2 separate regions of the Homo sapiens genome follow, and region 2 is linked to region 1. A link is a contact called in ENCODE Hi-C or POLR2A ChIA-PET data. All regions are on one chromosome and are shown on one strand. Each heading gives the region's core, a stretch centred on a gene start or an enhancer-like site at or near the end of the contact. The rest is flanking DNA. Distances are from core to core; before and after follow the strand shown.

What was found. Hi-C counts contacts between places; a loop is a spot of excess contacts on that map. ChIA-PET counts read pairs that join two places held with the same protein, here RNA polymerase II (POLR2A). Pooled maps may share reads with other maps.
Region 2: a loop to region 1 is called in a pooled map, with 6 times the contacts of the local background. The contact joins the promoter of USP27X here to the promoter of ELK1 in region 1. A Hi-C loop is called at or near these places in 1 of 168 maps with a recorded cell type or tissue (B cell) and 5 of 50 pooled maps. POLR2A ChIA-PET finds 5 or more read pairs at or near these places in 1 of 52 experiments (T-cell).

Annotation. Positions count from the first base shown.
Region 1 is chrX:47,649,082-47,654,430 of GRCh38, reverse strand. ELK1 (ETS transcription factor ELK1) reads left to right here and starts at 3,868. Exons shown (of 7, transcript NM_001114123.3): 1 at 3,868-4,008; 2 at 4,405-4,510. UXT (ubiquitously expressed prefoldin like chaperone) reads left to right here. Exons shown (of 7, transcript NM_004182.4): 6 at 2,287-2,350; 7 at 2,536-2,635. The coding sequence ends at 2,589. RefSeq lists a silencer at 3,684-4,093 and a cis regulatory region at 3,425-4,405.
Region 2 is chrX:49,877,175-49,883,165 of GRCh38, reverse strand. It overlaps USP27X (ubiquitin specific peptidase 27 X-linked), which reads right to left and starts at 3,682. Exons shown (of 1, transcript NM_001145073.3): 1 at 608-3,682. The coding sequence starts at 2,858. The coding sequence ends at 1,542. It overlaps USP27X-DT (USP27X divergent transcript), which reads left to right and starts at 3,810. Exons shown (of 2, transcript NR_026742.1): 1 at 3,810-4,075; 2 at 4,419-5,991. RefSeq lists silencers at 3,331-3,410, 3,451-3,860.

The DNA of each region.
Region 1 (5,349 bases), core at 2,619-5,118:
TTCAAGACCAGCCTGTCCAAGATAGTGAAACCCCGTCTCTACTAAAAATACAAAAAATTAGCCGGGAACGGTGGCAGGCGCCTGTAATCCCAGCTACTTAGGAGGCTGAGGCAGGAGAATCGCTTGAACTCGGAGGGTGGAGGTTGCAGTGAGCCGAGATCACGCCACTGCACTCCAGCCTGGGCGACACAGTGAGACTCCATCTCAAAAAAAAAAAAAAAAGCATAACCATATGACTATTCACACTGCCTTACATACTAAATCAGTAGTAATTTGCTTCTCACATAGCAAATAAAAATAAATCAGCAGTAATAAACATATCCCTTTTGTGTTACAGCTAGCATTTGGTGAACTCTGTATTTTTCTCCCTTTTAAAGTGTTGAACTCATAGGTTTTCATAAGGTAAGCTTACACCATTAACTAATTTTGTTCTCTTTTTTGATGTTAAAATTGTCCCTTAGGAGCTGATCAGGTTCATTCTTCTGTTCTTTAAGCATTACCCCCAGAATATTCTTGAAAGTATTCTTGCTCTCTGGCAACAACACCCATACTTCATTTATTTCCTGTCCCTAAACATACACTCAGCCAACCTCAGGTTCCTTTTAATGGAGTAGTCACTTATTCATTCAACATACGTTGGGTGCCTCCTCTGTGCCACACACTGTTCTGGTCCCTGGGGATAGAGCAGGAAACAAAAAAAAACAAAATCTGCCCTCATACAGCTGACATTCTAGTCAGGGGAGACAAACAATAAACAAATGAATGATGTAGTATGTCAGATGTTGACAGTGCTATGGAGAAAGCATATCATGGAGATCAGAAGCATTACCTGCAATGGAACAGTCATGATTTTAAGAAGAATGGCTGACTGGATGTGAAGTGTGAGAGAGAGGAGCCCAGGTTTTTGGCTGAGCAACTGGAGGGATGGAGTTGCCATTATCTGAGATGGAGAAGTTAGGGGAGGAGTAGATTTGGAGGGGAAGGTCAGGAATTTAGTCTGGAACCTGTTAAGTATGAGGCACTTATTAAACACTGAAGTGGATTTTTAGAAGATGTCATTAAAACTAGTCAAGTTCAGGAGAGAGTTCTGGGCTAGAAATAAAAATGTGGGAGATATTGGTATATACATGGGTTCATACTACTTTTTTTTCCAATTTAACATCCTATCTTATTGCTCTCTGCTTTTCCAACAGTATTTAGTTTCATTTACCCCTCAAACTGACTCCTACATTGACAGCACAATAAAATCCACATTCCTTATTATATTAAGACCCTGTGTGATCTAACCTCTTCCTATCTCTTGGACCTTGTCTTAGGCCACTTTCCCTCCCCACTCAATTTCTAACACTCTGACCTCACTGCTTCTCAAACAGCTCTTTGTTGCCTCTTGTCCTTTTTGTGGAAAAGGCCTTCCTACTGCTTAACCATTAGGCATTCTTCGATTCCTTCTCATTCTTCATTCTTGAGAAAGGCCTTCCTTGACCCTTTATATCAATTAGGATTCTTTTGGGCGAGATCTGATCCAAACTGGCTTAGAGAAAAGGAGTCAACTGACTGGTTCATGTAATTCAACCTCCTTCCTCTGCTGCAACCTTCCCTTGGCTCCCATCTCACTTAAGGTCAAAGCCAGGGTCCTTACCATGGCCTTGTAGGCTTCACACAGTTTGTCTCCCTCATTACCTCTCTGACCTCACCTCTTACATTCCCCCTTCACTTATTCTTCTCCAGCCAGAGTGGCCTCTTTGCTGCACCTCAAACATGCCAGGCACACTCCCACCTCAGTGCCTTTGTGTTTGCTGCCCCTTGTGTGTGGAACACATCCTCCATATAGCCACACTACTCAAAATTCACTGTCTTTAAGTCTTTACTCAAATGCTTCTCCGTGAAGCCATCCCTGAGCCCTCTTTAAAATTGCAGCCCCCCACTCCTGTACTCCTTATTGTCTCTCATTTTTAATTTTTGTTATTGTAGTTAGAACCATCTGACACATAGCTTTTATTCCATTGGTTTTTTGTTATGTCTTTCTTTACAAGAATTTGAAGTCCATCAGGCCGGGAGTTTTGTTTGTTGTGTTTGCTGCTATCTCCCAGTGCCTAAAATTGCCTGGCATACAGTAGGCATTTAATAATCTTTGAATCAGTGAAAACCAGATGGTGGCTTGGCATTTCCACATAGGAATGAGCCAGGTGGAAATCATCCAGGATATAAGTAGATCTTGAAGTGATAAGGAAGGGTCATCATAATCATGTGGGGCCCATTTTGCCCTTTCTTGTTTCTTTTCTCTAGGCTCAGCAACAGCCTCACCAAGGACTCCATGAATATCAAAGCCCATATCCACATGTTGCTAGAGGTGAGAGCAGCTCACCCCACTACCAGACTCTGTGTTTAGGGTGGTGACCTGAAGAAGGAAGAGAGCGAAAGAAGGGAAGGACCATCTTTCCCTCTAAACTGGAGTCAAGGGAGGGAGGTCAGAGCAAGCCTGGGGGCGTAACCCAGACCCAGTCTTTGTTCAATCTCTTCTGTCCTCTTTTTCAGGGGCTTAGAGAACTACAAGGCCTGCAGAATTTCCCAGAGAAGCCTCACCATTGACTTCTTCCCCCCATCCTCAGACATTAAAGAGCCTGAATGCCTTTGAGTCACATGGCCCTTCTTTTTCCCCATAAACCCTGCTAGTTGCCACGGGGGCCTGTTCCTAGGGCACAAAGTTACTGAGAGACCCAGAGATCCAGTCTCTCTGTGGAACCTCCAAAATGCCCCAGCAGTCCTGCCTCCAGCCTGTTGCCTGGCAGTATTTGCCAGTTGACCTTATGCACTGCCCTCTCTTCTGTCATCTTGGCAACCTGGGCCCCCCACCTCACCCTTTCTTCCATTCCTTTTCCTAGACGCCACCCTTTGAATTGCCATAGAGAATGGGCCAATTCATGGTGGAGGTTTGTTCATTCCCACAACAATCAAAGGGCCCTAAGGTTTACGCTTTCACACACCCAATCATTCCCCAGGTACCCCAAATTACACCCAAACCCTAACTCAGCCCTACCTTGTCTTAGCCCCTGCTTGTAAGTGTTCCAGCTTCCAATGGGCACAGACCTGGATCCCGCTCTCCCTAGTCGGGCCCCTATTCTAGGTTGAGTCCAGCCACCGCCAATCAATGCAGAGCCAGGTTCCTCCCCTTTTTAACTCTGGCCGCAGTTCAACCCTGCCCTCTGAAAGCATTTCGTTTCTGCCACTCAATGCTCTTTCGTGTGCCTGACAGCCATCCTGCCCTCCTACCTCCGCTGTGTTCTAAATTCGTCTTTACCCAGCTCTATGGTCTTGTCTAACCGTAGAGCTGCCCTGCCCGCCTACGCGGAGCCCAGTCCGACCCACTCCCGCCGGCTGCTACGCCCATTTCTATACAAGCCCTGCTTCCGCTGAGCAGCATGGCGTGCGACACCGCCCCCTTGGTGTTTTGGCAGGGGTCTAGAAGTCCCTCGTCCGCCAATCAGAGAAAAACAGGGCCACCCACCCCCGTCCTTGGGGGCTGTCTTCCATCAATCCCATGTAAGCCAATCAGTGTGAGGCAGACCCCCGCCCCCCCGACACAGGCCCCGAGCCTTTTCAGTTGCTCACAGTCCGTCAGTCCTTGAGCCAATCGGCGTGGAGCACCGTGAAGGCCGAACGCGCCTCCTCGGGACTCCAGGGGCCGTGAGCGTTCCATCATTTCCCCTTACGCCAATCACGGCACAGCTCTGTAGGGAAGGGCCCGTCCCCCAACCCCTCGAGGCCTTGCGGCCGATTAATAGCGCTTTGGCCAATCAGCGAGCGGCGGGACATTGGGCTCCTCCTCCTCGGGCCCACGTGAGCTGTAGGGAAACGCAGGGGCGGCTTCTAGGTGCTGCCGCCGCCACCGCCACCACCACCTCCACCGCCGCCTCGGAACCCAGGCCTGGGGGGCGGTGGGGCCGCGTATGGAGCCCCCGCCCCCCGGAGCTGCCAACATTGCCAACGCCACCGCCACGCTACACACAGGTGAGCTCTGGGCCTGGAGGGTGGAGGGCCCAGTCCGTGACCCCACGTATCCTTCCCGCCCCCGCGCAGAGGATGTGGCTTGGCCGGTGGCCTGCTGGTGTTCGACTCCCCGCCGCCACCACCACGGCTGGTGGACCTGCGTGTGGCATTGCTCAAGCCCTTCGTCCCTTATAGTGGATCTGACCGTGGCCTAACCTCCCCCTCCCGTTGTATAATGGATCGGTCTGCGTGCTTATGTTTTTCCCCACGCCAACTTAGGGTGGACTCGTCCATAGGCTTTCCCCCTACCCCTACCCCCACCCGCCCCCCACCCACCCCCACTTATAGGGAGCTAGCCTGTGACAGTGTTCAGCCCCCTTAATAGTAGGTGTATCTGAGTGTTTGGATTTCTCCTAGCCTCAACTTTCAGGAGACCCGTCCGTGGCCTTATTTATTCCACCCTTCCTGTACATCGTAGCGAATCAATCCGTGGCGCCGCACTCCTCCGCATCCCTCTTTAACAGTGAGTCTACCTGAGTTTGTATTCCTGCCTCCTCCAGTCCCCCAATGCATCAGTCCATGGCTTTTTTCAAAACCACCCCCCCCCCCCACCACCACCACCACCATTTTATAGTGGATCAGTCTTCATGTTTGGATTCACGTCCCTTTAGCTATCAGTCCATTGCCCTGTCTCCTCTTTTTCGTAGACTGTCGCTCTAGCGCTTGGGGTTCTCTCCTTTTTAATAGTGGGTTAGTTTAGTGCTTTACATCTCCCTATTTTCAGTAGCTCAGTCCATAGCCTTTTCCCTCTCTGCTTTGAATCAGTCTGTGTGATGGCTTTTCTCTCCTCTCACTGTGGTGCAGGAGTCTGTAAGGTTTTCTGCTCCCCTTCCCCTCAGACGATGAGCCTCATCACCCCTCCCTTTGCAGTGGATCTGTTCATTGGCCTTCCTCCCCCACACCCCTGTATGCTTGCACAGTCCCCCGCATACCCTCCCGTGAGTCCAGTGCTTTGTAATTGGGGGAAGATCGGCCGTGTACTTTCAATTTCCTTCTCTTTTTTTTTCCCTTCCCAGAAGAGAACGTGCTGATCCTCTTTTCCTTGTGATGGAGCACTGTACGGCCTTCCCTGTCCTCCACCTCTTAATAGTGGGTCAGCCTGGTCACACTCGTAACCACAAAGACGTTCTGCCTCACTACAATAAGTGAATACATTAGCGCCAGTGATGATAGTAATGCCAATAGGAGCTAGCGTTTATTGAGCACCTGCCGTATATCAGGCAGAGTGTTTCATATGAATGAGTTCCTTTAATCCTCACCACAACCCCATGAGATAGGTAGTGAGGGAATTGGGCCATAGGG
Region 2 (5,991 bases), core at 2,433-4,932, 2.2 Mb before region 1:
ACCTGATGCTGATGAGAGAAGGACTCATAGTGCTTACCCCATCCTGGGTTCATCCCATCTGTTTTGGCTTAGCTCTCTGCAGGCTGCTCTGCCCTCTGACAGTATCAGGGAAGGGGCCAACAAGCCACTCTATCAATATCCCTGGGCTGATGGGCCAGTGAACTTTGGAAAACAGTCTTTCTACTGATCTGTGCCTGTGAGTAAACATAGCAACCGAACCCATAATGTTTTTAGAAGACGAAGACCACCAAATTCCCTCGTGTGCAAGCCTGGCAGCCTACTGGCCATGAGAGTCCCATCACTGGGATCTGAATCATGAAAGCAACATGACTGTCCTCCAAAAGGACAGAATAATGACCTTATGGGACAGCTGTGGTCCTTTCCACCCCCAATCCCAGGTGGCACCCACTGTGATGCCCTGCACACAAGGGACAAAAGTGGAGTTCATTGCCTTGGTACTCTAAATAGACAGCATTGGGGAGGGAGTTGTGGAGAATGTGTGTGTGACTGTATGTGACATGATGTGTGTCCCTTCTGTCCAGGGGTCTCAGGCAGGACTGACCCCCACCTCTGATGCATTCTGGGCCTGGTCCAAAGAAGTTTCAGGTTTGGATCCAACAAACGTTTACTGAGTCCCTACAAAGTTCCAAGCCTTTTACTTTATACTTTGACACATTTTTATATCATTTTATCTTTAACAATAACCCTTTAAGGTAGGAATTATCTGCATTTTACAGATGATAAAACAATCGCAAAGAGGTTCATTGATTTGCTCAAGTATATCATACAGCTTTTTTTTTTCTTTTTTTTTTTTTTTTTTTAACACACACACACTATACTCTTAGCTGAGGCCTGTCTGCGTTGGTTGCTTATCTTACAGCATTTCTTGTCTTCTCTACTTTTGGAGCGACGGCTCCCCTTTTACAAGCCCCCTTATTTCCTCTCCTTTCACTAGCCCAGGTGGGCTTTTCTTGTTTTAATACTGCATTTAATAGCACAAAAAATCACGAATACAAAGAAACTGGCAAAGGTGTTTGTCAATGATATCCCTGCCTCCTCCACTTTTCTGCTTTCATACCCATATATGTAATGGGCTACATTTTTTAGAAACTTTTCTTTTTCCCCCCAAACATATAACTGTTATGTGATTGGTCAATTGAAGCTGAAACACCCATGGAGAAAGATGTTTTACGGTTACAAGGGCACACTCCCCCCCCACCACCCCCCTCCCCCCCACACTTTCCCACACAATCTTTTGGAGGAATATAGGATATGTACCAGTGTCAGCATTTTCCTGCTCCTGCCTTCCTCACCCAGAGTGTTTCTACCATTTAATTTCCCTTTCATCAACTGCTTAGACTAGAGCCTCTTCTCCCTCCCCTTCTATTTCTCTTCCAATCAGGACCTTTTGGACACTGGGTACTGTTCAATTCTTACTCTGTCAGGCCCATGGGCCATGGTCAAGTAGGTCCTTTAGATCTCGATGCCAGTTGTAGTATTGGTGTCGTCATCTTCCATTGCAGGTAGGTCTGTGTGTCACTTCAGTAGGCTTGTGTGTTCATTTCTTTCACTTTTTCTGACTCATGTTCTAGCACCTGTTTGTGATAGAACAGTAAATACCCTTCACTGTCCAGTACGTCCTTAATACTGGCCTTAGTGATGACGGCATCATCACACTTGAACCACTGGTCCTTGTGGTGCCGGATGAAGCTGGTATAGTGGCCACTCTCCAAGGTTCCTTGGTGATTAACCACAGCAAACAAGGAATACTTATTTTCGTTGTTTCCACTATTGGTTGGCAGCTGCAATTGTCCATTCATTCTGCTCTCTTTACTTGAGGCCATAAACGGCGTCATATCCAGCTCCAGAGGAAAGGAAATGTATGTAGTGATCTTGCGCCTCTGTTTCGCTGAATGTTCAAACCGTTTGAAATGAAAACAGGCAACGACAGGTAATTTATTCATTGTGAGCTGTTTGGTAGATTCCTGGTAGCTTTGGCAACTACCACATTTGATTTTGGCACTGCTTCCTAAGTGCTCTGGCCTCGTAAACCTCCGCAAGCAGTCCGTGAGGGTGGTGATTCCTGGTATGTGGCTTTCCCCGTTCACACTGCTCTCCCTCCCTGGGCTCATGGGCCAGAAGGAGGTGCAAGAGCCAGGCAAGTCCAAACTAATGTCCCAGCATGGGTCTATCGTGGTGGAGACGCCATGGCAGGCTTGACAGGTGACATCAGACTGCAGGCCACCTGTGAAGATTTGGTCTATGATGCAGTTACAGTGGTTGGGATTGTTGGCCGCCTTCCCGACATCATCACCTTTGCAGTGCCTGTGCAGGACATCTAACGCTGCAATGAGGAACTCGTGGGCATCCTGTTGCCTGTACCCTGCTAAATGGCGGGCATGTATCCACACCAGGTGCAGTAACTTATAGGGCACATGAGGAGACGGGTTTCCAGAATACAACTCCCGAAACAGCGACGACATCTCACAGACCAGACACAACTCGGGACTCGGCATCTCACATCGGTGCCTGTCAGAGAGAAAGAAATCTCTCAGTATCGGCGTGTGGGTGAGGGCCTGGACAATGCAGTTCATAAAGCACGTGTTGCCAAGATTGATGAGTCCTCTTAAACCGATCGTAAAGCTGGAGGTGATTCTTCTTCTCCTCGGGTTGTGCCCCAGCAGTTCTAATTCTGGTTTGGTTGTTTCCCAGGTTGGGAATTTCTCACCAAGGCCTGGCACTGAACACTGCTGGTGAGAAACCTCTGTTGAGGTGGAGGCTTGTAATTTCAAAGCTTCTCCTTGCTCTTCTTTGGCAATTTGCTCAATGTCTTTGTCATATACATAGTCCTTACACATAAAGCAGTATATACCTCCGTAATACAGGTCTACTGCTAAGTTGTGTTGTTTCGTCTCTGCGTGCTCGTGAATGTGTTTCTCCGTGAAGCAGCCAAAGAAGACACAGGAAAGGCAAGAGTGGAGTCTGTTCAGATGGGTGCCACACACATGGCAGATGCAGGACTTTGCCTTGCTTTTCCTGGTCTCTGGGGTTCCACACCACACGAAGCACTGGTAGATAACCCGCAGTTCCTGCCTCCAGTTCTCTCCCACCTTAAAGCTGTTCACGTGAGAACAGCCTGGTGGCCCCACGGCAAAATCCACATCCAGGCATCCGCCCCCAGGGCCGCGCCGGGGCCGGGGCCGGGGCGGGGGCCGGGGCCTAGGCTGCGGCGGGGTACGGAGCCGGGTCTGGGGCCGGGGCCGGGGTCGGCGGCGCGGCGCACGACTGCGACGCGGAGAGGGATCGGGGGGCCGCGGTGGATCGGAGGGAAGGGTGGGGGGAGGAACCTCGTCGCTGTTGCCGCCACCGCCGCTCCGCGCTGGGTTCTCATCCTCCAGCTCCTGCTTCGGCTCCTGCTCCGCCTCCCGGACCGGCTCGGGTTCGGGCTCCAGCTTGAGCTCAGCCCGGCGGCCCGGACCCTCCGCCGTCTCCACCTTCCCAGCGGCGTCCACCTTCCCCGCCGTCTCCACCTTCTCGGTGGCGTCCACCTTCCCCGCCGCCTCCGCCTTCCCCGCCGCCTCCGCCTTCCCCTCCACCTTCGCCTCCGCCTCCACCTTCCTCTCCGCCTTCTCCGCCGTCTCCGCCTCCTCTACCTCCTCCGCCTCCACTGGCGGCGGCTCCTCCCCCTGCTCGCAGGGCTCGGGCGGCCACTGGGCGTGGCGGCGCGGGGGCCACGCAGACCTGGGGTGTCCCCCGCCCGGCCTGAGGGAGCGCGGTGGCTGTGGCAGCTGGACCCAAAAGGGACTTTCACTGAAGGAGGCGGCGGCGGAAGCAGGCGACGCCCCCGGGAATCCTCCCGCCGAAGCCCCCTAGTGGAGGCTGCTTCTGCAGCCAGGCCCCGTTTCCTTTAATTCAGTATTTTCCAAACTTGCTTGTTCACGAGAATCACGTGGGGAGCGTGTTAAAATTACAGATTCCTTGGCTCCACCCGCAGGCCTACTGAATCAGAATCTCGAAGGGAGGTACTCCGGAACCTGTATCTCTAACTAGGGCCCCAGAGGCTGCTTATGATCAGGCAAGTTTGGGAAACACAGCTCTAATTCATTGAGGCTGGCGGGAAGGGGGGCGGGGACCGCGCAGTCTCTTTAAGGCGCTTCCAGCTCTCGGCTCCAATCGCTGCTCTGACCCCCTTCATCGTCTCCTCCCCTCTCCTCGTCCTTCCCCTCGTCTATGCAGGCTTCCCTCGGCCACTGCGGGGCTGGGGGCCGAGCGGGTGCCAAGTCCAGAAATGTTTCTGAGGCTGTGAAATGTCCCCTCTGAGGGGGGTCCTAGGGAGCGCAGGCAGAAGCCGTGACAGGCCATCATTTCGGCGGCCGAGCCTGCCTCTAGCCTCGTCCCTGTCTCCCTTCCCACGCCAGGTCCTGCGCTTCCCGAAAAGGATGAAGCTCCAGCTGCAGTTCTGGGGAGGCCTGGACCCCAGCTCCGGGGGGGCCGGGCTACCAAGGCCGCTGGGCCTGGAGAGGCGCGTCCCTGGCCCATCTTATCAGCGCTCTGCAGGGTCTGGGCCTGCTGCTCGCGTCCTCCTGGGCTCCCAAGGCCACGGGTGGGTTAATGGCTTGACAGCCGGCCTCCTGGCCCAGCAGACGCTGAGCAGCCCGATGGCACAATCCACCTCTTCTCTCCAAGGCCAGCTGGAGGGACGAGGCACGACAAGGCCATCCCTACAGCTGGCACTTCCCCTACAGCTGAGAGGGGGCCTAAACTACAGGACACACTCCCAAGACCCTTAAGCCCTGGCAGCATCCCGGGGGAGGGGGGCAGCAGGTGGAAGTGGAAAGAAGCCTGTGGAGCTGCCAGCAGGGAGAGGGAGTCGGACATGAGGCTGAGAGGCCTCTGGGAACCCCTGTGCCAAGGGGCTGCTGGCACTGGGCAGCAGCACCCCAGAGCCCACGAGGAGTGTGCCCAGAGCAAGTGGCTCAGACCTGGGTCATGGCTCGAGGGTGTCGGGCTGTAGCTGCTGGTCCCAGAGAGTGCAGCCCAGGGCAGGCATCAGGACAGGAGTAGGAGGAGAAAGAGTGTTCTAGGAAGAGTCTAGTCCCCTAATCCTGGTGGTGGCTGGCTGTAGCCTAGTGCACGCTGTCTGGCTTGTGTGGCTGTGCTGCCTGAGTATACATACCCTAGCAACATTCTCCTTGCTCAGCACTGGACATCAGCTCTCCACCTGGCCCCTTCCTCTAGGGAGGGGATGGGGAGGCCTCCTAGGGTTAGCAGCAGGAGTTGGGCCTCAGGAATCAGGAGCCCTTGAAAGGAGGATGCGTGGTTCCCATAAAACTGAGGGTTGCCCTGGGCCCTACCCTTCCTGAGTCAGCTCTTGCTTCAATTCCTTGAAGCACCCCAGCATCCTTTCAATAAATGCCTGCCCTTTGTGGCCTGCAACCAGAGGAACTGCAACTAGCACACTCACTGAAGGAATCCTGCTGCTGCTGCTGCTGCTAAAAACAACCGAGGTCATGGATGAGGGGGTGGAGGATACTCTCATCCCACCTCCAGACTGACAACAAAAAGACCTAAAGATCTCTGTGTACCTGGGACTGTCTACCATTGAAGATTAGCCATGGTAACTTGTTGACTTAGTGATCAACTTCCTGCAGAAGCCCATAGGTCCACCTGGACTCTGCCCAGGCCAGCGTGTTCTGAAAATGGAGGGCTCTGTCACCATTCACTCAACAAATGTTTATTCTGCACTGACCGAGGGCCAGATGTACCAAGAGCTGTGGACACAGCACTCCAACTTACTCCAGGGCTACTGAAATCAGGGATGGCTTCCCCAAAAGGCACACTAAGGAAAGTCTATGTCACTAGCAGAGAAGAGGCACCAAAGACAAAAAATCAAAAAAGAAAAAATACCAGAAACAGTTTGACATTTGATTTTTTTTAAGTAGTCCTCGTGGGAAAAATCAGAACTTTGTTGTACTTCCTTACATTCATTTC